Regions from separate parts of the Homo sapiens genome. Here all the other regions are linked to region 2. Evidence: chromatin loops called from intact Hi-C (ENCODE). Cell type or tissue: HCT116. All regions are shown on one strand.

Region 1 (8,000 bases), 230 kb after region 2:
CTTTCCAGCCTGAAGCCAGAGGACAGGGATGGGATCCTGGGGGTACGAGGTGGGCTCAGGGCTCTGGCACAGCTCAGGGAGGAAAAGCTGATGCATACTCAGGGCTGTGGCCTCAGGCAGTGAGGGCCTAGGACCTGGGAGACTCCGGGAGCAGGGCAGGGAAGCCGGGAGAGAAACTCCATCCAATGGGCATCTGTTGCAGGTGCGTTCCTGGCTGCCTGCCCGTCTCACTCTGGCTCTACACAGGAAGCTGGCAAACTCCGGACACTCTGGAGTCAACTAACATCTGAGTCAGGGTCAGATGCAGCAGCCACCACTCCAGGGAGACTGGTGGATGGTCAGGCAATGGGGAGGCCGCACTTGCTTGACGTCCAACTGGGCACTTCATTTCACAGCCTAACAGGGTTCCATTTTGCTAATTTTAAGTAGGATCACTTATTTTAAAATAGAGACAGTGTTTATATTTTAGCCCCATGTCAGACTGTAGTGTGTTAATGAAAGGCAAATTCCAAAGTCCAATCCAGGGAGGGCACAGTAACATTTAAATAATTTACTAAAGTTTCTTGTGAACAGGTGAATGTCTGTATGCAGTTCTCATAGAAGATGTATTGAGGAGGCATGAACATACTTTTGTTAAAATCCAATCAAATTTAAAGAGTAAATTATTTTTCTAGGTCAGGTATGGTGGCTCACGCCACCAACAGTTTGGGAGGCTGAGGTGGGTGGATCACCTGAGGTCAGGAGTTCGAGACCAGCCTGGCCAACATGGTGAAACCTATCTCTACTAAAAACACAAAAAATTAGCTGAGCCTGGTGGCGGACACCTGTAATCCCAGCTACTCAGGAGACTGAGGCAGCAGAATTGCTTGAACCCGGGAGGCAGAGGTTGCAGTGAGCCAAGATGGCACCACTGCACTCCAGTCTGGGCAAGAGAGTGCGACTATGTCTCAAATAAAATAAAATAAAATAAAATAAAATAAAATAAAGAGGCAATAGAGACAGAAAAACAAAATACAATGCATGAACTTTGACTGGTTCTGTAATACAAGGCATGTGGGGACAACGGGGACATTCTGAATTTGGACACGATAGGAGATGGTATTAAGGAATCGTTACTGACTTTCTTAGGTGTGAGAATGGTACTTTGACTGTGCAGGAGAACATCCTTGTTTTTCAGAGACATGTTGAGGTTGCCGAGGGTGAACTACATGAGGTCTCATGAAGTGGCCCGGCAAAAAAATAAAAAAATAGATAAATAAAAATAAACATAAATAGTTAGGTGTGGGCAATGGGTTATTTTTCTCCAAACTTCCTCTAACGCTGAGATTGCTCATGATGAAACATGAAAACAGAGAGTCTGACAAAGAAAACTATTAGCAGATGACTTCTTGGTACAGATGTTTCAGTAAAAGCCCAGCCTTTCCGAGTCATCTGTTGGTGGGTCTGGGAGTGCTGGACATGCCACCTACCTGGTGCTCAGAAGGGCCCTGATGTGGGCATCGGAATCACGGATGCCCGCTGCTGTTCAGTGACAGCACTCAGGCACACAGGGACCATCCCTGACTTTCCTACCCATTTGTAATCCTTCTCCCTAATCTGGCATCTTACTTGTAAAGTGAAATCCACACGACTCTGGTTGCTCTTGGGCAGAGTTGTTTGTTGGTTTGGAGATGTTGCTGGAGCAGCCATGGGAGGCCAATGCCTCAGCCTTCCTGATAGGAAGGCTGCCTGGCCTAAAGTTCATTTGAAATACATGAAAGCAAGATGGGTTGGTGGACAGAGCATTGGACCTGGGGGCAGATGTGATAAAATGTCCATTGCTAGCATGTAGGAGTGGGTGGCGGGCAGGCGGCGGGTGGGCAGGTGCTCACTGAGCCATTCTGGCAGCTTTTCCATGTTTAAATTTTTCCTTAACAAAATATTGGGGGAAATATTAAGTGACAGAAGTGAGATTTGAACCAAGGCTCCAGGATCTGGGTTCTTGGCCACGGTGCTCCGACGCCTCTCAGGCAGGGATGGGTTTGATGGAATTCATGCAGCAAAGGCATCACAGGCCTTTGTGCAAACTGAAAAGTGTATGGCCAGCCCTCCTCTCCAAGATGGGACTCAGAGGCAGGAAGTGCTTGCCCAAGGTCCAGGGGAAGGTTAGGGCCCCACCCCGCCTTCCCATTGCAGGGCACATGCACCGCTTAGGGCTGCCTTGACACCTCACGGAAACGCCGAGCAAGGCACGGGGATGCTGTTCACCTCCTGCGTATGTGGGCCCCAGGACAGCCCCTCTGGTCATCAGTGGGCCTCTAAGCACGGGGGTGCCTTTTCTTCCAGCGCCCGATGGGCTGGCCTGCTTTTACTCCCGTGTAGACGCCGTCCTCCTCCTTGCATTGTGTTGCCTGCTCCTCTTTGAACACGTGCGGTTTATCGAGCAGCACAGGAAACGTTTACCCTTGAGATTAAACATCTTCTGGCTTCACTTCTATTTTTAATGCCTCGGATTCATATAGCACTTCCCTTTGATGAGGTCAGCCCTTCACAGACATTGTCTAATGAATCCTCCTGGACTGGGGGCGTGATGGGCATCGTGAACCGAAGGCCATGGATGAAAAACAACAACCTCAAAGGAGTTGTGTGCAATTGCTGTGTAGACGAAGGGATCAGAGAGCGGTCATCGTGCCTGAAATAGAATCTTTATCTTCCAATTCCTCTTTCAGGGGCCTGGGAAACGGACACCTGCAGCGAGGACCAGGGTGTGGTGTGGAAGCAGGAATGACGGCATCTCAGCACTGGAAGCAGACTTGGAGACTGGCTGCTGCCTCCGCATCTGACCCACAGGGAAGGTGATAAAGCTGGGCTGTGCCCAGGGTCACGAGGCTTATTAGCACAAATCTCCAGCCAGGGCCTGGGCTGCGTAGCCTCAGAAACTCCACATTTCAACGGTCGATATTTCATTTTCTAGGAACTGATTTTATTTTATGTTATTTATTTTTTAACAGAGTCTTGCTCTGTTGCCCAGGTTGGAGTGCAGTGGTGCAATCTTGGCTCACTGCAACCACCACATCCCGGGTTTAAGCAATTCTCCTGCCTCAGCCTCCTGAGTAGCTGGGATTATAGGCATGCGCCACCATGCCCGGCTAATTTTTGTATTTTTAGTAGAGACGGGGTTTCATTCACCATGTTGCCCAGGCTGGTCTTGAATTCCTGACCTCCGGTGATCTGCTTGCCTCAGGTTCCCAAAGTGTTGGGATTATAGGCGTGAGCCATCATGCCCAGCCATGAAGTAATTTTAAATTACACACCTCATTCCCTGCTCAGGCCATACAAGCCATACAAGCCTTTCTTCACCCACAGCAATTCTGTCTTTCAAGGAAATTAACTTGTAAGATTTACCTCAAGCCTAGAGGCCTAGAAAAGTCTGTAAACTGGCATCCCTTTTAGGGGGACATTGGCACAGGCAGCTCAAGCTCTGGGGGCTCAGAACAAGCTGAGCCAAAGGACCCCGCCATGCGGGCCAGATCCCAAGAGCGCCACCTGGGGGCAGAGTGCACGGCCGTGCAGGTCCGGAACTGCCGACTGGGTGGGCGGCACCTGCGTTTCCCATCGCGCTGTGCCCAGGCCCGCGAACACCCAAGGGAGAAACCCGCAATTCCAGTTGTTCCCAGGGTCCCTCAGCCTCTTTGGGACTTCAGGGAGCCAGGCAAAGAGGTCAGCTGTTGAGTTTTTCTAGAAATTCCCTCAATGCTGTGGCTGGGTCTCCCTGAACATACAGCAAAGTTGACCACGCCCAGACTGGGGGACTTGAAGGATGTCTCTGGGCTGCGCAATGTAAGAAATTGCTATCACAGGTGTTTATGCAAAAAAAAAAAAAAAAAAAAAAAGAAAAAAAAAAGCGCTGCCACGTGGCATTGGTACTCAGTCCTCTAAACCAATATTCCCGATAAGATGTCTCATTTCATCTTTAGATTAAAAGAAAGGACAAGAGTTCCTGAGTAAGAAACTTCCTCAGGAAGGAGGTTTTCCGCCAAGCTTTTTGTCTGTTGTTTATGTATCCATCCGTCTATTCATCCATGCATTTATTTATTTAATCTATTTATCTGTCCATCCTTATCTAACTATTTTCAGGTAAACAAACTAAATTAATAATAATCCTTGCTTCACATAGTACAGTTTCATTCATTGGCCAATACGGTGAGCTACTAGTTTTATTTTGATAATGTGGATGGAGTGTCTACAACCCAAACAGAAGCCAGGATTTTGGCTGTAACCTGCCTTAAACCACACGGCTGCACCTGATCCCATGCTCCCGCACCATCCCCTAGCTCTTCACCCCCAGCTGACCATCATCCTAAATCCCATGTCCCTGCTTCTCCACTTTCACTTTTTAAAAAATAGTTTTGCACCCATAGGTATTCCTAAAAAGTGTGTTAATATAGACGTGCTTAACTTTACTAACGTGGTATTATGCTTTCTGTAGTGGTTTTAGACTACTTTTTGCCTTACTATTGCGTTGCTGAGTTTTACCATGTTGTGTCTCACTGCAGTGCATTCATTCTGACAGCTGTGTAATCATCCACCGTGTGAACATAGTGCCAGAAACTGTGAAAGACTGAGATTTCACCACTTGTGAGCTAACACATCAGCCTGCCCATTTCAGAGATTCTGTAGGAGGCATGAGATTCCGAGGTCAGAGACAAAAGCCTGTCACTCGTGGCACAGGCAGCACAGGCATCTGCATCTTTACGGCAGTTCCTCTTGTCTTCCAGTGCCATGGGGTACTGGAAGTGGATGGGCACAGGTGGGTGCCCCCACACAGAGCAGGTGCATTACAGAGAGAAACCCTGAGCTCAGAAGATATAAATCTTTTATCATAGGCAGGAAACATGCTTACCCTTTGCTCCAGAGAGAAACGATCTGTATCTTTCAAGGCTGTTTGCTATACAGTCATTCTGGAAAAGACAGCTTTGGACAAAGGCAGTTAGTGCCTTGCCTGCAAGACACACAGCAATGTGAGAGACCTGTGGGGAATTCTCTCCCAATGTACATTACAGAATCTTCATGCTTTCAACGTGGAGGTACTATGGCCAACAGAATAGAGGCATCTCTAAGATGGTAACTGTACTAAGCTTTATCAATCCACTTATATCTTAAAAGGAAATTAATTTATCAGATTTTTAGCCCCTGGAGAGGCAGATGAGTTACATTTCCAGATGGGGCACTGGGAGGGGAGGACTATGCGGGTCGAGTCACAGGACGTGGCGCGAGAGGCTGCTGAGGGTGGTGACGGCATACTACACTCACCTTCCCCTCCTGGGCAACTGGACGACTGTGGCCATGTGGCTGGTGGGACAGAAGCCACTGCCTACCTACATGGCCATAGCATGGAGCAGATGCTAGTTGATCTGACGACACTTTTATGCTCTGCTGATTCAGCAAAAAAGCAAGAACAGAGGCTGAAGGGAACAGGAAAGAGGGGCCCTAGGGCTGTTGGAGCAGGGCAGGGTCTGGCACGGACACTGAGCTAAGAGACTTGGCATTTTCGAAACTCTCCCTTCTCTATAAAAATCATCCCTCCCCTTAACAGTAAACTTGAAGGAAGAGGTAGATCCACCAGGAACACCTCCTAGGCAGGGGCTGGACGTGTATATCCCTGGGGAAGTGGCTCTCAGCCCGGACTGTACCCTGTAATTACGTGGGGCGCAATAACCAAGTCCCATGCCCAGTACAAAATATGCCAGGTACTAAATAGGGGGTCATTGAATTGGTGCTTAACTGCGTTGTTGATGCTTCTACTCCAAACTGCAAAACAAAGACCCAGAGCAGAGCTTTGCAGCCGGCCTCGCCGCGTCACGTGGGAACTTGTCGGAAACACCATGGCAGGGCCACACCCCAGGTGATGGAATCGGAAACCTGAGGGTGGAGTCCCAGCCAGTTTGCTTTGAAAGCTTCCCAGGTGGGAAGCGTAGCTCCAGGGGAAAGACATGAAGACTCAGACCCTCATTTGCTATCCGTGTAGAATGTCGGCGGCCAGATCGTGCTGGGCAGGGCAGGGCAAGGGCACAGGGAAGGTCAAGGCGCACACGCGATCGTCTGTTCGACCTCATCCTCGGCGCCCTCCAAGCCTGTCCTGTGCCAGAGTCAGCTTTGACCGTTTCTCTCTTCACCACTGCAATCAAATAAAATCTTCCTGGTTCCTGCAGAACCCACTTCATTTCCAGGGCGAGACGTTTTCTGCTGTGAGGTGGCAGCTGAAGCCCCCTGCAGCAGAGGTGGCCAGTGGGGCAGGCAGGGGTGCTGCAGGACCCACCACGCACCCTCAGGTGGCCATCAGCTCAGGGATTCTGCACTATCATCCCTTCTGTGGTCGCCAGAAATATGTTACAGGACGGGGTCCCAATCCAGACCCCAAGAGGGGGTTCTTGGGTCTTGCGCGAGAAGGAATTCAGGGCGAGTTCACAGGGCAAAGTAAAAGCAAGTTTATTAAGAAAGCAAAGTGGTGAAAGTGCAGCTGCTCCATAGACAGAGGAGAACGTTCCAGAAAGTAAGAGGAGGGACGCGTCCACCCTGGGAAAATGCTGCTTCATATGGGGAGATGTGCTCTGCTACAAGGGTTTGTGATAAAGGATTAGGTTTCTTAATTACTATATTTTACAAGAATAGATATTATTCGCTTTAAAGCAAAGTTAGGAATGCCTTTGTTCTCCAGTTATGGGGATATCTGGACACTCTCAAGTCTGGGTCTGTTTAGTAAACATTGTTAATTTGTTCCCTGAACTGTAAACATCTAGAGGCTCGGAATGCCTGACTTCCTAAGAATGCAGCCCAGCAAGGCCTAGCCTCATTTTCCAGCCCTCACTCAAGATGGAGTTGCTCTGGTTCGAACGCCTGTGACAGTGGCACTGCGTGAAGGAAACCCTGGCTTTGCAAAATCTCTGAGGAATTCTTCTCGGGGGCCTGGAGGCCGCCCTGGCGGCAGCTCCTTGGATCTGTCTGCCAGCGCCAAAGTGGGAAGGAGAATGGCCTGGGTCTCCCACTCCTCCTTCCCTCCTGCCTGGCCTGTTCCGTGGGCTCCTGCGCCCACTCCTCCTCCCCGCGGCCATGGGCTCCTCCTGCGAAATCTTGCATGGCCTCGGCTGCCAGGTGGCAGAGCCGCTGCGCTTGGGCGATGAAAGCAGACGGTGGCTCTGTTGCCCTCCTCCCACCCATCTCCCATGTTTCTGCCACCTTTTTAAGGGTGATGCTGCTCGCTGGAGTAAAAACCGTCGACTGACAGAAGCACGTTGGGCTGTGGGGTGAAATAATGACACCTCGAGCCCTGCCTGTCGTGGACCCAATGGAAGCCAGGGCCTCGCCCTAGAGCAGACATGGGCCTCAGGAGGGTGGGTGTGTCTGTGGGCGGAGTTCCCACCCGAGCCCTTGTCATGCACAGCCCCAGATTTGCCTTTGGCCTCCAGGTGCCACATGGGGACAAGCTGGGAACCAGGAAAGAAATGGGATAGTGCTCGGAAAACTGGTAGCTGGCAGTGGATAGCATGACCATGTGCCTGCCTGCGTGTTACTCATACAAACCCCAGGACCCAGACAACCCCATGAGGTGCAGACAGTGAGGGTTGTCGGTGCAAAGCACAGGCAGAGCAGATCCTGGCTCCTGGGCTGCATGGTCTTGGGTGACTCCTGACGTCTCCGTGCTCCTGGCTCCTCCTCTGTAACACGGGAGTCAGTCATCGTGCACGTTCGCAGGGTCATCAAAAGAATGGCCTGTGTTGGGGCAGTGTCCTGGCCATGGTGCGCACCCGAGGGCATTGGCTGTCATCCCCATCCTCCCTGGAGGGGATGGGACCTGCAGATGAAGCCCTTGCTAGTCCTGCAGCCGGGATCGGCGGGGTCAATCTGCTCTCTGAGTTCCTCAGCTGCACCCCTTGGAGGAGAGAGCCTGGATTCTACAGCAGAGACAGGGAAGAATTGTGGTGTCTGTGGCCCCTGAATTCCTTGGGGTCCCCAGACCTGCA
Region 2 (8,000 bases):
CCGCTGTCAGCTGTGTCTGAACCCTCACACAGGTGGGTTCTGAGGCTGCACGGACGCTGAGGGAGAAACCCTGGTTAACTGTGACTGATGGAAAGCACAGCCCATGATCAGTCTGTGCATGAGAAGGTGTAAGTGGTGGCGGGACTTCCCGACGTGAGGCTGCTGTACCCAGCGCCTGGTGGACGCTGCGTCAGAGCACGTGGACTCAGGGCTCTGGTGATGGGCATGGCCCTGCTGCCCCGTGTCTACCATCCCAGGTGCGTGGAAGGCAGAGGAGCATCACCTTGTTCCATCAGAAACTCAGGCTGCTGGAAGTCTGAGAAAGCATAAAGATGGTTGACTGCTCGACAGAAAGGCACTGGCTCTTAGTCTTAGTCCCGAGGTCAGCGGCCACGCACACAGGGGTGTGTGAACAAGGTGTGAGGATTTAGGCAAAGCGGTCGGAAGACGGAAGGAAATGGGAAGGAAAGAGAAACAAGAGACAGAGCTGAGTTAGTCAGAGGCTCGCCACCACGTGCAAGTTCTTCTGGTCACTCTGGGCGGACACTGGTGCCCCCCACCGTGACCCGCCAGCCCCTCCCACCCCCTGCTTTATGCCTTCTGCAGGTCCCGCTGTGTAGCTGTTCATAAGCATTCCCGGGGCTCTTGTGGGACGCAGAGACCCACAGCAATACAGGGGCTTCTAAACAAAGGGTGGGACGGGGAGGGTCCTCACTGGCATTCCCAAAGTGCCCACCCATCCTGGAGATGAGTTGCAGAGCAGAGGGCCTGTGGTCAGACACATCCGGGGGCGTGGCCCTCGGCAGCCCCGACTCTGGAGGCTGCGTGCACAGTGCATGGAAGAGCCCAGACTCCTGCGGGGAGAGGCCCTCCTAACCCCCCGAGTTCAACTCCTGCCTGCTCAGGCATCTTTGACCAAGCACCTCTGCAGCCACATGCACCCAGGGGCCAGGTGGGGCTGAGACTCGTGCAAACCCCAAGCCACACCACTGTGGCCACAGCTAGGGGCCCAGCAGACACCCCCAAGCTGCACCTGCTCTCTCTCGGGGTCAGACCCCCAGCCCTGCTGTCTCTTCTGTGCCTGATGTCCTTGTTACATGTGTGTCTGCCACGTCCCCATGTATGGGATGTGGTTATGAACACGTGTCCCATGCACAGAGCCCTGTCATGAACACGTGTGCCCGCTGTGGAACTGCACAGCTAAAGAGCTCAGTAACCAAGGACCGTGCTTAGAGAAAACCACCACTGGACAGCTGCTTCTCGGGCCACAGGCAGGGCTGGGCAGTGAGTGGCTGCTTGGGGCCGGTGAGTTTCCCCTGAAGCACTGGGGGCCGCGGAGTCTCAGCCAGGGCCCCGGCTCCTGCTCCCACTGTCTCCCCTCCTGCACAGAGGCCCCTCAGTGGGACCTTCTTATAAGCAGCCAACTGGCACGTTCTGCTGCGTTTCTCCTGCCTGTGGCCCCCGAGTCAGTGGAGCTGTGTGTGGACATTTTCACTACATTGAGAGGCAGTCTCTTCACCACGAGTTTTGCTCGCTCTGATTTTACAAACTGTGGCAGGAGGCATGAAGGAGGGAGTGCCGGGAACTGGTGGCATCGGTTTCAACATTTCAAATCGGCACCAATGTCCCAAGAAAGCTCTCAAGCCAGGGTCCCATTCTGATTGTTGGAGGTGGGTGGTGGGTGAGGCTGTGCCCCCCAAGGGAGGGCAACCTGTCTTCCCTCCCAGCACAGCAGCACCGCTGGGAGCCAGCCCCCGGGTGTCTGAGCTACGTGAGTGAGTCAGGGCTGGGGCCCCGGCCCCCACTCACTCCCCGTCTTCCTCCCACCTGGGGAGCCTCACACCCTGCAGGAGCAGCCACTGCCAGGGGCCCCCACCCCTCATTTCCCCATTGGGCTTCAGCACTGCCCAGTCCAGGGCTCCACCTCAAGGAGTGATTGGAAATTTCGGGGATGAAACTTGAAAACTTGCATTGTTAATAGAGTCCTGAGGGACCGTGACAGGTGCAGCGGCCCTCTGAGGACAGGCAGGCTTCCCAGTAAAGCAGCAGAGGTGGGTCGTGGTCACTGCCTCTGATTTAGGGTTGAGCTTGAAGGCAGAGGCCAGCTGCTGAAAAGGATGGGGGACCGGGAGCTAAGTCCTCACACCTGCCAAACCCTGCACCTGGGGGGACACTCGGCATCGTCACGTCTTCCCTGGACCCAGAATTCTGCTTGTGCCTAAAACTTGGGAGTGTGTAAAATAAGCAGCTCCACCAATACCAGCATTTCCTGATACAGATGCTACCGTTTCCAGCCAGATTTACCATCCTTAAAAATTATGTAATTCAACCTTTTAAAGTAATGATTAATTTTAAAAAAGGTTTCCATTTACATGAAATAATTTGCCTTTTGCATCAGTCTTTTTTCTCTTATTTGTGTCTCATTTCAGATGACTGTTTAGGTTGAAACATAAAATTAGACATCGGTCATCGCAAATGTACCTGATGTTTAACATCATGCACCGTCAGGACACTCATTAGTGATACCTGAACTGATCACGTTTCATGAAATCCAAACCTTTCACACTGTCTTTCAAAACGGTCATCTCCCAATCCTAAGGCCAGGGCCCTGAGGCACCCCCGCCCCGGCTGGGGACACTCCGTACCTGGACTCTCTCTGTTGCTGTTGGCCACAGCTGCCGGCACAGGACTTTCTTGAGGACGTCGGGAAGGAGGCTGATGGTCACCAGCAGCACGATGGCCAGCCAGGCGGGCCCGCTGGACAGCATCTGGATGAACACGTAGTACATCCTCTGGTAGTTGAGGAACGGCCTGAGGGGCAGGGAAGAGAAGCCGCTGGTGAGGCATGTACTCCCTGGGGCTGGCCTCTCTACTCACTGGAGAGGCCGTCTGTTCAGGGAGTTTACACTTTTGTCAGTGAGAGTTGCTTGGCAAGCCACGGAGCCTGCTCTGAATTTATCATATAAAAAATGAACACTGAACCTCCCGGTAATGCTGGGGTAAGAGGAACGGGAGAAGGAATTCTATGAAGTCATCTCAAATGGGACATAGAAGTCTCTGAAGTTCAGTTTCACAGAAGCAAAAAAAAAAAAAACAAAAAACAAAACACAAAGGGATTGAAATAGGGATGTTTTTCTATCTTGAAGTCTCGGATGGGAAGGACGTCCCGAGCACTGGTCGTCAGTACAGAGCAAGCAATGACTTCTCTCCCCAGAAAGAGGATGATTCAAAGACGTCTGCGTCAGCCTCCATGAGGGAGGCTGGCAAGGATGCAGGGACCAGTGACCCGCAGCCAGCCCGAGCCCACAGGTCCACGTCTATACGTGCCTTCCGGTAACGTTTCCTGATCGCCTTTCACATCCCAGGCACTACGGATGGTGGCAGAGACACAGAGATAGGGCCCCAGCTCCAGGAAGCACAGTGAAACTGGTGTGTGGACAACAGGAGGGAAACGGAAGCAGGGCATGGTGGGTAACGGGAGGGACACGCAGCTGCTGGCAGACCTGGGATGGGGCTGGGGGCACCCACGTGGTGCTGGTGGCGGGCAGGAGGATGGGGTCTCATCACCAAGCGGTGGTGACATGGTGAGCTCCCAGCACATCAAAGACGTGGGGTCAATGTTTTAGGAAACAATGTGAGAGGCTGTGGTTCTACCAAGGCTGACGGGCTGTGGCTCCTTGGCTACAAAGCCCAGGAGCTGGTCAGAGAGGTTTGGGATGGAATCTTCCTCTTACAGAGCCATCGCCTTCAGGGCTGTTAGAATGGCCGGGCTCTCCAGAGCCGGGCTGGGCTCTCTAGAGCTAAGCAGGTTTCTCTGGGGCTGACAGGGTGCCTGACACCCTCCAAGCTGGGCTGTCATCTCTGAGACTGTGTAATGCAACTTGGGGCCACCAGGGGCCGCTGGCTGAACGAGAGAATCCGGAGGGACTCTTCCTGGGCTGAGAGTCCCGCCCAGGTCAGGGGCCCTGAGGGATCCTGAGTGGGTTGCTGGCTTTCCCTAGGCCGGCTACTGACCCCAGGTCTGCAGAGGGCTGTGGCAGAGGCTGCTGCGCTGGGGCTGAGACTGGGACCTGGCCCTGGGCCCATACCACTCAGCGTCGTTTCCTGGCTTACAGCGACAGTCTCTAGACTGACCACCCTGCCTATGTCGCTCTCACCAGCTCAACACGCAGCCACCGTGGGGTTTTTAAAAGAGCCACTCAACTCTGCTGTGCTCTGCCTCGACTGACCACGACAGCCTCGAGCCAGGATCCTCACGGCCGGCGGTCCAGGAGGCCACCATGCCTGCTCTGCAGCCTGGTCCGGGCCCCTCTCCGCTGGCCACGGCTCCCACTCACGGAGGACCTCCTCCCGCCCGGGCCTGCGTGCCTGCTGCTCTCCCCCAAACCAGAGGCTCCCCGATGAGTCAGGCTGCTGCGGGCAAGGTCCAGCCCCACCATGCCTGGGCCCCATCTTGCTGCGGGGCGTGAGGATGGAGTGAGACAGGACCTGTCGAATGCCTGGCCAGTGCCTCGTTGTGGGAGGCGGTTACCAGCTGGGACTTGCTGTGATGATGGCGCTCTTCTTCCAGGTTTCAAATGACTGTTTCTGAAAAGTCACCTCTGGCCTTTCAATCTGACATGGGTCCCCTGGTGCGGAATCCTGGTCTGTTCCTCCGTATAACTCGTCACAAGCTGTTATCAGTTAGCGTCTTTCTCCCCCGGAAGATGCAAGTCACCGGAGCAGGAACCCCCCGGTGTCTTGCCCCCGACTGTATCCCAGGACCCCACGACACCCAGCACACAGCAGCCATTCAACAAACACTTGCCCCAACCAACAGGGCCGCACGGAAAATGTGTCTTCAACCCTTGATAAAAAAATAACAACCACATGATATTTATCAGATTATCAGCTACTTATCAGATATTTACCAGATCACTCCTCCCCAGAGAAGCGAAAAGACAACGTAGAACAGCAGCGACCCCCAGATGACAAAATGGTTGATCCAAGTCCAGTAGTGTGTGTCCAATGCAAGCTAAAAGGAAAAAAAAAAGGGCAGTTAACGGTGTCATCTGAGCAGTGAGAATGATCGTGATGGGCAGGACAGAGAGCCGGGGGGTGACGAGAAACTAAACCAAACGCAAGACCCAGCAATGACGACTCAATGCCTGCAAAACACGGCTCAGGAAGACAAAGCCACACCTCACACCGCTCAGGAAGACAAAGCCACACCTCACACCGCTCAGGAAGACAAAGCCACACCTCACACCGCTCAGGAAGACAAAGCCACACCTCACACTGTTCAGGAAGACAAAGCCACACCTCACACCGCTCAGGAAGACAAAGCCACACCTCACACCATTAAGGAGACAAAGCCACACCTCACACCACTCAGGAAGACAAAGCCACACCTCACACCGCTCAGGAAGACAAAGCCACACCTCACACCACTCAGGAAGACAAAGCCACACCTCACACCGTTCAGGAAGACAAAGCCACACCTCACACCATTAAGGAGACAAAGCCACACCTCACACCACTCAGGAAGACAAAGCCACACCTCACACCGCTCCAGAAGACAAAGCCACACCTCACACCGCTCAGGAAGACAAAGCCACACCTCACACCGCTCAGGAAGACAAAGCCACACCTCACACCGCTCAGGAAGACAAAGCCACACCTCACACCGCTCAGGAAGACAAAGCCACACCTCACACCGTTCGGGAGACAAAGCCACAGCTCACACTGCTCAGGAAGACAAAGCCACACCTCACACTGCTCAGGAAGACAAAGCCACACCTCACAGTGTGAGTGGAGAGGAAGAATGTGGGGACGCCACAGCCCTGGGTCCTAGGTAAGGGAGCCATGGATGTATTTCCCAGATGGCAGCATGCGGGCCACAGACCAAGGTGTTGTTTATATCGTCACCGAAGAAAGTCATTCAGATTAAGGTGTTCTTTATGTCTCTACTGAAGAAAGTTACTTCTTAAAATTTTTTTGAGACAGTCTCGCTCTGTCGCCCAGGCTGGAGTGCAGTGGTGCGATCTTGGCTCACTGCAACCTCCACCTCCCGGGTTCAAGCGATTCTCGTGCCTCAGCCTCCCAAGTAGCTGGGATTACAGGCGCGTGCCACCATGCCCGGCTACTTTTTGTGTTTTTAGTAAAGATGGGGTTTTGCCATGTTGGCCAGGCTGGTCTCGAACTGCTGACCTCAGGTGATCCATCCACCTTGGCCTCCCAAAGTGTTGGAACTACAGGTGTGAGCCACTATGCCTGGCCAGAAAGTTACTTTAGAGTCAGGTGTTGTTTACATCACTATCTAAGAAAATCACCTTAGGAATGTTTTGGTATCACTTTTTAAGACTCAGTCTGATAGGTTTTGAGATTTCATAATGATATATTCTGTATATAATTTCACTGAACTTTAAAGAGTGAAATTTTTCAAAATACATTAATTTGTTTCAATTAAAGTGTATTTTGATGGCGCTGGGGGGAGGGCTACTTGCCACTGAAAACAATTCTAGCCTGAATTCTTTCACAAAGAAGCAGCTTGCTCCCGAGGTTACCTCCGGTGTAGCTCTGGGGTTTGCACATGGGGTGGCCGGGTGTGCTGAGTGGCTGTGCATTACTTGTCTAAACAGCAGGACAAGGATGCCCAGGGGTGCCCCAGGAGCCAGCCAAGGCTGGGTGGAGAGTGGCTTCCAGCCTCAGTACAGAGTTATAATTCAGAGAGCTCAGAGCGCGTGAGGCCTACACTGCAGGGGTTCACTGTGGCTGGGGGAGGAACGTGAGCGCGAGACCACTTACCTTTAGTGTAACTGTGAACACCATCACGGTGAATACCAGCGTTCCAAACGTCCAGTTTCCAAATATCTGTTTGGGGAAAATAGTCCAAGTCATCTCGTTTTTATGTATTTTTTTTTCTCTTTCACAATCAAGAGTTTTAGAAAATACACCTCATTTTTCTTGTGTGCCAACACTTCAAACCCCAAAGATATAAGCACTATATTTTCTTATTATCCCGTAAAAGAAGATGCAGCAACTCCCCAGAGCACGGCAGGACGCCCCCATTTCCCGGCTGCATCTCCCACCACCAGTTCTGTGGCTTGGTGATGGGCTCAGAGCCTGCCTATCTGCAACTTGCTGCCCGCTCCTGACGCTGGCCCTGCTCAATGCTCTCAGCCACAACAGACGTCCCAAGGTCTCAAACTGAGCACAAAAACTCCCTCACAGCTGGCATTTAAATATCCATAATGCAAACTCGGGTACACGCAAACCTCCTTTTTCTGTTTTGTGTTTTACGTAGAAAAGACAGTTGCCTGAGTACCCAGCTACATTCCACGGGTTTCAGGAACAAACTCACAGACTGTGTCTGTTCCCTTCTGAACTCAGCTCAGACTCCTGCCTGCTGTTGAAGAACAGCGGCGGGAACGTTCTGCGAGTAAATGCAGAGGAAACACCCCAGGCACCCATGCAGAGGGGGAAGCCTGGGGGCTTCCCTCGGGGAACCTCCCTCAGGACAGAGAAGACAAGCCGGCAGACAGGACAGGGCTGGACAGAGGCTGCCCCGCGTGCGGCCAGAACCACAGATCCGCCAGCAGTGGTGCCCAGGTGGCCGTGGAGGAGGGAAGGTCAGTGGGACCCACGAGCTGCCAGCTGGCAACGCAGCACAGACACAGACACACCCGTGAGGACCGCGTGCCCGACCCGTGAGGACAGCACGCCTCTCTACCGCACGAGGCACAGGCCAGAAAGGGCTGCTGCCCAGACCACCCCCCGCCTTGGGGAAAACCCCCGACTGGAAACTTGTTTCGGGAGAACCTGCTTTCCTTTGGGACGCTCCTGCGCTGTGGCCCAGACGATTTCTAGTTTATCGGATTCCATGAACTGCACCTCGCAGGGAATTTTATTTTATAAAGAATTAAAAAGCGGGCCGGGTGTGGTGGCTCATGCCTGTAATCCCAGCGCTTTGGGAGGCCGAGGTGGGCGGATCATGAGGTCAAGAGTTTGAGACCAGCCTG
Region 3 (8,000 bases), 1.4 Mb after region 2:
ACTTTCTTGCGAATTGAACTACCCATTTAAAATGTCTGCTGCATTTTGTGCAATATTTCTCCTTGTTTAGTAAGGGGTTTGGGGCTCTCTAATACATCACATGGTCAAATACAGAGGTTCCCAGCTACACAGTTGCTAAAATCCTTTCACATTCCCAAGTCTAGGGTTCCTCACATTTCTCCTCCAACAGCTTAGCTGGAATATAACTCACATACCATTAATTCTCTCATTAAAAGTGTACAATTTAATGGTTTTTAAATATATTCACAGGTACGTGCAACCTTCACCACAGTGCATTTTCGAACATTTCCATCACCACAAAGAGGAATTCTGTGCCTTCAGCTGTCACCCTCTAGCCCCCTTCTGCCCTTGCCCTCAGGTTCAAAGCCATCACTAATCTGTCTTATAGATTTTTGTCCCTATGGATTTTTCCATTCTGGATTTTTTTTTTTTTTTTTTTTGAGACAGAGTCTTGCTCGTCACACAGGCTACAGTGCAGTGGCACAATCTCGGCTCACTGCAACCTCCACCTCCCGGGTTCAAGTGATTCTCCTGCCTCAACCTTCTGAGTAGCTGGGATTTACAGGCACACACCACCATGCCCGGCTAATTTTTATATTTTTAGTAGAGACAAGGTTTCGCCATGTTGGCCAGCCTGGTCTCAAACTCCTGACCTGAAGTGATCTGCCTGCCTCAGCCTCCTAAGGTGTTGGGATTACAGGCATGAGCCACCATGCCCGGCCTGGAAATTCTATAGAAACAGAATCATATACTAGGTAGTGATTTGTGACTCACATCTTTCACTTACTATATAACGTTTTCAAGCTTCCTCCATGCAGCCTGTACCAGCACTTTATTCCTTTTTGAGGCCAAATAGCGTTCCACCACGTGGATACAGCACAGTTGTCTACCCATCCTCAGGGGGCGGACACTCAGGTTGTTCTCGTCTTTCGGCAACTGAGTGATGTGGCTGTGAACATTTATGCACGCGTTGATGTGTGGACGTGCATTTTTATTTCTCTTGAGTTTCCATTTCACATGTGCCTAGGGACGGACTTGCTGGTCCTATGGTAACTCCATGTTGAATCATTTGAAGAACGGCCACTTAGTTCTATGTGATTTTAGTCTATTTCCATTTACTTTTTATAAAAAACAAAAAAACCTGTATGTAGAATTTGCTAAATTTTTCTCATTGTACACCATTATCCCTGCCTTTAAAAAATACTGACAAGTATATCACTACTGTAAAAAAAAATACGCACATAGAAAAAAGTCTTAAAAGATGGCCCACAAAAGCAGTTATCACCAGGAAAAATGAATTTTTATTTTTGTGTTTTACCTCATATGTGTAGTCTAAATTTTTAATAATGAAAATAAATAACATTTGTCGTAAGGAAATAAATTAAGAATGGAGAAGATAACTTTCCAGAAAATGACAGGCAAGTGAGGTTTTGTTTTGTTTCAGGTTTTGTTTTTTTAATCAGAATCTAAAATAAATCCTTCTGCAAGACAATTCGAATGGTGCACACAGAGCCTCCCTCTCTGAAATGGAAGTGGTCTCAGTTAGTTGGGAATTGCAACCCAGCCTGAGGCCTAAGAGACATACACACTCCCATGGAACCAAAAATGGGCAATCTCTATGTCAGGAAATAGAATACGAGAGAAATTTCTAGAAGCAGCTGGTTTTTCCAACACTTCCTGAACTCTTCAAAGATGAAGACAGCTAGCACATCAGCTTCCTGGTGAATCGTGCTCTGAAATGTCAGTCAGTCTTCCTGCCCTTTGGCTCACCCTGGCAGGTGGATGTCCAGCTTCTCCCATGGCCCCTTTCTAGGGAATGTGGTCCCATTGGCCAGGTGTGTCAGGTGCTTGAGCCCAGAGCCTGGCTGTCACCCCACCCCAGCCACCCCAGGAGAAACCTGTGAACCTCAAGCCCAGACCCCAGCAAGTCTCTCACAGTCAGGGCTGGAAAAAAAGATCCTATGTATGAGTCCATGCTCACACTGCTGTAAAGAAACACCTGAGACTGGGTCACTGAAAAGAGGTTCAGTTGGCTCTTGGTTCCACAGGGCGTACAGGAGGCATGGTTGGGGAGGCCTCAAGAAACTTTCAATCATGGCGGGAGGCGAAGGGGAAGCTGGCAGGTCCTACGTGGCCGGAGCAAGAGGAATAGAGTGAAGGGGGAGGTGCGGTACACTTTTAAACAACCAGATCTCCTGAGAACTCACTCACTATCACCAGAACAGCAAGGGTGAAATCTGGCCCCAGGATCCCATCACCTCCCACCAGGTCCTGCCCCCAACACCGGAATCACAGCTCTGAGATTTGGGAGGGGACACGGAGCCAAACCACATGACCCAGGAGCAGGAGTCCCAGACTCAACAACCCCGGAAGGGAAGATTGCTTCTTATCTTAGAGGAATGCCCCACCACCACCACCGAACGGAAGAAAAGAAAGCATCCATCTGGGTTTTAATGTAACTTTAGGAAAAAATAGCAGAGGTACAACGATTTTCTTTCCCCCAAAATAACAAAAAAACAAAAAACACTCTGAAAATCTGAAATAGTAAAGCAAGAGGCAGGAGGAACGAGCATTGGAATTTTTTTGGTGTGGTTATATTATCCCTAAAATAACCCTCCAGTTCCAGGACTATTTCAGGGTTTGACTTGGCCTTCGAATTAGGCAGTTAGTTTTCTTATTTCAGGGAGATGAGTCAGGGTGTCACTAAGCCTCCCTTCTTTGTGAAGCTAATCTGATGCCTGGGAGAGGCCTCCTAGGTGAGCAGGCCCCTGGCACCAGGAAGCGGCCATGCTCCTGGAATTCCTGTCCATAGCCCTGGCTGCTGGGCCACCATGCCCAGGCCTGCCAGCAGCATCCGTGCCTTCTCACGCTCTGCAAAGGTGAATGCCACCTGATAGCCACTGGGCCAGGTGCGGGGGCCTCAGGAAAGGCCTTGGCAGTCCCACCTTCTCTCTGTGTCCACATTCCGTGAAGCCTTGGTTCAAGGCTCTCCACTTCCTGGCGAATCTGCTCTTTATTCATGTAAAGATACCCCAGTCAGTTCATGTTCACACAAGCAGATTCATCTGTCCACTAAGACAGGGGCCCACCAAACCCCCAGCCAGCTCATCATCACCCAAGCAATTCATCTGTCCACTAAGACAAGGGCCCTCCAAGCCCGTGGGAGGCCTACAGGGCTGGCTCGGCCCTTTCTTAGCTCCTGTCCCTCCTCACTCTTCTGCAGAGCTCACCATGACTTCTTGCTCTTACAGCTCAGATAGTATCTGTTTAAACTTCAAAATATTGATGGCAGAGGCATTACTGCTGCCATTCTAGAGATACAGGAGCAAGATGGACGATCAGGACACTTCCCAGGGTGATCCAGGAATCACGAGTGTGGCTGGGACTTAAGTGCAGCTCTACCTAAAGCCTGCACATCCAGTCACCTCGCCGCCCTCCCAGCCCCCAGCAGGACAGCTAGGCCCACCCTGGGCCACTCTCAGCCCAGAGCTTCTGGAATCAGTATCAACCCAGTAAATAAGATGACAACACGTTAATGGAATCAGTGCCACCCACACGCTTCTGCTGGAACAAGTGGAAAAGAGGCGTGAAACTGTTTCATGAGCAATAAATACAATCCAGAGATGGTCCCTATTTCTAAGGTAAAGTGGCAAAGCATGGGAATTATAGGGATTGCACCCGGGGCCCTCTGCTACCTCCGTCAGCACCATCCCTCCCCTGTCTCCTGGGGTCCTCTCCAGCCTATGGAGAGTCACCCCGACAGCATCCCTGGTGTGGACGCGATGTGGCTCTGCAGTTATATTAACAAATGTTGGCTGGGAGTGGTGGCTCACACCTGTAATCCCAGCACTTTGAGATGCTGAGGCGGGCGGATCACAAGGTCAGGAGTTCGAGACCAGCCTGACCAACATGGTGAAACCCTGTCTCTATTAAAAATACAAAAATTAGCTGGGCGTGGTGGCGCACGTCTGAGTAGCCTCCAGCTACTCAGGAGGCTGAGGCAGGAAAATCACTTGAACCCGGGAGGCGGAGGTTGCAGTGAGCTGAGATCGCACCACTGTACTCCAGCCTGTGCAACAGAGCGAGACTCCGTGTCAAAAAAATAAATTAAAATAAATAAAAATGTCATCGCCCTCAGGCAGAACCACGCTGAACAAAGCCCTGTAAAGCCTCCCCTGTTCCTGCAACAAATCCTGCACAGATGGAGCCCGAGGTGTTGCCGGAAGCAGAGGAACCTGAGTGCTGAGACCCCAGCGTGGGGCCCCTCCCCGGTCCCTCAGCAGCAGCTCCGCGTCCCACGCCTGCACTGCAGTGGCCTCCTGCACAAGCGAGGGTGCCAGCAGAGTTGGGATTGCAAGGCAGGCAAGTTGGGGGAGCTTTCAGAGTCAGGCCTCCCCAAGGAGCCTGGGGACCAGAGCTGCCCATATCAGCACACAGGACCACAGCCTTCTCCGGCACCTCAGCCAAGCCTCAAATCCTAGACAGGACTCCCTTCTCTGGATCCACCTGCCCAGCAGCACATTTATTTTAAGAGGGATTTTACTGACATCTGGTGGCAAGACAAGAAACCTCACTCTTTAGAAATACCAGATCCAGGGATTTAATCAGCCTCCATCAGAGACCATGAGCTCTAGAATAAAAAGGAAGCCAAGAGAAGAAATGCAGGGTTCCAGGACACTCACAGCTCCCGCCTCCCTAACAGGCACCAAGAAAGTGGGTGAAGCCGGAACTCGCTTGTATCCCCTGGCACCTGCGTCCCAGTCCGGCAGCAACGTCGCTTCCATCCACAACAACGAACACCTTTAGAAAACTCCCCAGCTTGGGACAGTGACTCCCTGGAGCCTTGTTCCCGAGCACTCGGGGTTTCCTGACCCCTCACTGGGGCTGCAGCTTCCCTCTGGCGGAGGGGGACCTCGACACTCCCCGAATTGGCCCCTGTCCCATAGCAGGAGGTCTCCTACCAGCCCCACATCAAAGTTGCAGGGAACAAGCACAGGTGACCTTGTGGTCCAAGCGTGAATGGATAGAGCCTTGTTTCACCCCACGACAACATTAAGGTGCAAACACTGGTGTGATTATAAGACATTTTCATGCACCCGTAGCTTATCAATGAAACACTTTAAAAACATGACCAGGCCTCAGTACCAAGTGCAAATCTACACTCACTAATCAGAACCTCCCCCTAAAAAAGACTAGGTCTTGTCTGGACAAAAGGGTAAAAAGTTGGACTTCTAGGCCGGGCGTGGTGGCTCACGCCTGTAATCCCAGTACTTTGGGAGGCCAAGGCAGATGGATCACTTGAGGTCAGAAGTTTAAGACGAGCTTGGCCGACATTGTGAAACCCCATCTCTACTAAAAGTACAAAAAAAATTAGCCAGGCATGGTGGTGGGTGCCCCTAATCCCAGCTACTCTGGAGGCCGAGGCAGGAAAATCAATTACTTGAACCTGGGAGGTGGAGGTTGCCGTGAGCCGAGACTGCACCACCGCCCTCCAACCTGGGCAACAGAGCAAGACTCTGCCTCAAAAAAAAAAAAAAAAAAAAAAAGTTGGACTTCCAGTCCAAAGTGAAGGACTTACTTTTCATTGACAAATGGGACAATACAAAGAGTATGCAGTCTGAACACAGCCATTCACACCCACTTAGACACACTCCTAGAAAATGGGCCCAATGTGAACAGCTGTGCTTGGCTGGGGCTGTTGTAGGTAATCACGTTCTTCATGTACTTTCTACATGTGTACTTTTTCCAGGTTGGCACAGCCCCCTGGCCTCCGCTTCATGCCTGCCTGGCCCCGTCTCATTGCAGCAGGCAGAAGTCCTGGTGGAAAGCCCCTGCTCTCAGTCCCTGCCCTGCCCGCACACGGCCTGCAGTGGGCTCAGCACTGGAAGCTCCTTTGGGTTCCCAAAGTGACTGGAAGCCCTGCAGCAGTGAGTCCTGCCTGATTCTCCCCACGTCCCTCAGGTCTGCCCAGTCTGCAGACAAAGGGCAGTTTGACCTGTTCCACGTCTGCCGCTGCCCATCCAGTGACTGTGCAGGGCTGTGCCAAGTCTGCACCCCCACGTGCACAGCACGTACACAGACATCGGCACCTGCACTCTTGGGGGCAGGAAAGGCATCTCCATGCAAACTGCTCATGGGAAAACACCTGCCTGTCCCCAGCCCTGCTTCCTGACCAGATGCTGATCCAGATGAGCCAGGCCTCCTTCCTGCCCACCCCAAGACTCACCCCCAACCCTGGACCTTCCCTACCCAACAGTCTCTTCCCAGAATGCCATGGGCCACCTTTCAGGAGCTCATTCTCTGCAGGGAGGATCGCTAGAAAATAAATGCATCGTCACAGGTCTCCTGGATGAGCCTTAGACCAGGGTCTGCATCCCAGCTCCTGCGAGACCTAATGTTGGAGTGGGACAGTGGGAACCCACAAAGCCAACAGCCCTAGGAATGCCTCCCTTCCCATTCCCGACAGCGAGACACACAGGAGCAGATGGAAGATTGTTTGCCAACCTCCTTGCAAAGTGTAGCAGGTACAAGTATCAGAGCCGCAGTACCTGAAATCGGTGGGATGCCTTGATTTTCTTTCTCCGTAACTGAAAAGTCACATATTCCACTGACCCGCATTTGCACAAATAGCACGAAACTTCATCTCACCCATCAAAGGTCACTTGGTCCTCTCCAGACTTCAAGGTGGTCGCTGGAACGCATCTCCTTCTCCCAGGAGGCTATCCAGGCTTCAGAATCTTCCACGTTGTCCTTCCAGTTGTCTACAGCCAGTCCTGAGCTGGCCTGGGTCTTCCACTGGCGTTTGCCCCGGGATGCCCCTCACCCTTGCTGACAGCCCTCACCCCATCCCCGCCTGAGGCCGGTGGTCCGTGCCTATGCCCCTTAGCCCATCTCAGAATCCTTGGTTCTCTGTGGCCCATGCGGCTCTTCCACAACCCCCTTGGGGCTCCAGAATCCTGTGTGTCAAGGCAGGTCAGCAGCTGCCCTGGGGCCTTCTTTGGTCACCATCCTTCACTGCCCCTCCAGGGCTGGGCCACTGTAGGCTTCTCGGTGAGGCTGCACCCACCCCAGGAGACCGGACCCTTCTCTGCAGCCCTGAGCCCTTACCCAGGGCCTCCATGGGCTTACTACACCTGGGCTCGGGCCAATCCCCTCCTGTCACCTTTCTCCTTCCAGGCCCTCTTTGATCTTTGGTGCAGCCAGAGAGTCACCAAGGATTCCCTAAGCTGTAGTCAGGGTGTGATTCTGTCCTGGACCCTCATTCTCTGACCTTCCGCAGGCAAAGCCACGTCCGTAGAATTCTTTCCAAATCTTTTCTCTCTCAAACTCTGGCTTTTGAAAATCAGATGTTTTTAGATATCAGTCTTTAGATACTGCCTGTGCAATAGCATTTAATGACCACAGTTTAAAATTTAACAGTGAACAGTGATCTCTTTGCTGTGAGCTAGACTCACCTGAGAATCACGTAGACTGGGATGAGGAAATGGAGGCACCCTGAGAGCAAATCGCAAAGAAGTGCCTGTGCTCAGGGGCCCACGAGGGCTCTGCCGCTGCACTTGCATGGTCCCGAGGGTAAACGCCTCTAACCTGTGCGCACCACGCACCTCCCTCACCTTATGCTGTGCCAGCCGTGCCCCTAGGGCCAAATGCCTGTGACTGGAGGAATGGAGTCTCCAGGGAGCAAAGCAAGAATGACTGGGGTGTGGGGCACGCCAGGTGGCATCTGAGGAGCAGACTCTGCTGCCAGAGGCTTCCAGCACCCCAGGGACATCGTACCCATGTAGAGACAGGGTCTGGAACATGCAGAGATGCATAGATACGTAGACATGGATCTGACACGCATGTGGATCTATAGATGCAGAGACAGGCCAGGACCTGGTCCGTGTACACGCGGTATTGATTCATGTGCGCCCCACACTCCCCTCTGAACTCCTCACTGTGATTTGGGGTGAGGGGGAGGGAAGTGATTGGCCAGTGCA

Evidence for each region. A loop is a pair of places that touch in the nucleus more often than their neighbours do. Peaks named below come from ENCODE experiments on the same cell type or tissue, not always from the same donor. Only the 100,000 strongest peaks of a DNase experiment are listed, where the experiment ranks them.
Region 1: a loop joins it to region 2, with 15 times the contacts of the local background. A loop is called at or near these places in 83 of 110 quality-filtered maps.
Region 3: a loop joins it to region 2, with 28 times the contacts of the local background. A loop is called at or near these places in 7 of 110 quality-filtered maps.

Annotation. Positions count from the first base shown.
Region 1 is chr13:112,636,464-112,644,463 of GRCh38, reverse strand. No RefSeq gene overlaps it. Among named protein-coding and RNA genes, the nearest start is that of ATP11AUN, 6.6 kb to the left of the region's middle. RefSeq lists a silencer at 1,622-1,805 and an enhancer at 6,912-7,581. In HCT116, a CTCF peak has its summit at 3,514 (motif pointing left); a DNase peak (open chromatin) is centred at 3,513; H3K4me3 peaks cover 532 bases; H3K27me3 peaks cover 1,073 bases.
Region 2 is chr13:112,870,587-112,878,586 of GRCh38, reverse strand. ATP11A (ATPase phospholipid transporting 11A) reads right to left here. Exons shown (of 30, transcript NM_015205.3): 26 at 6,787-6,852; 27 at 4,911-5,014; 28 at 2,646-2,811; 29 at 284-370. The coding sequence ends at 293. Among named protein-coding and RNA genes, the nearest start is that of MCF2L-AS1, 94 kb to the left of the region's middle. RefSeq lists a silencer at 3,166-3,355 and enhancers at 5,246-5,295, 4,917-5,416, 5,417-5,918, 5,058-6,257. In HCT116, a CTCF peak has its summit at 3,879 (motif pointing right); DNase peaks (open chromatin) are centred at 3,896, 5,171 and 5,456; H3K4me3 peaks cover 1,591 bases; H3K27ac peaks cover 2,934 bases.
Region 3 is chr13:111,471,200-111,479,199 of GRCh38, reverse strand. No RefSeq gene overlaps it. Among named protein-coding and RNA genes, the nearest start is that of LINC02337, 120 kb to the left of the region's middle. RefSeq lists an enhancer at 3,834-4,334. In HCT116, a CTCF peak has its summit at 4,567 (motif pointing left); a DNase peak (open chromatin) is centred at 4,559.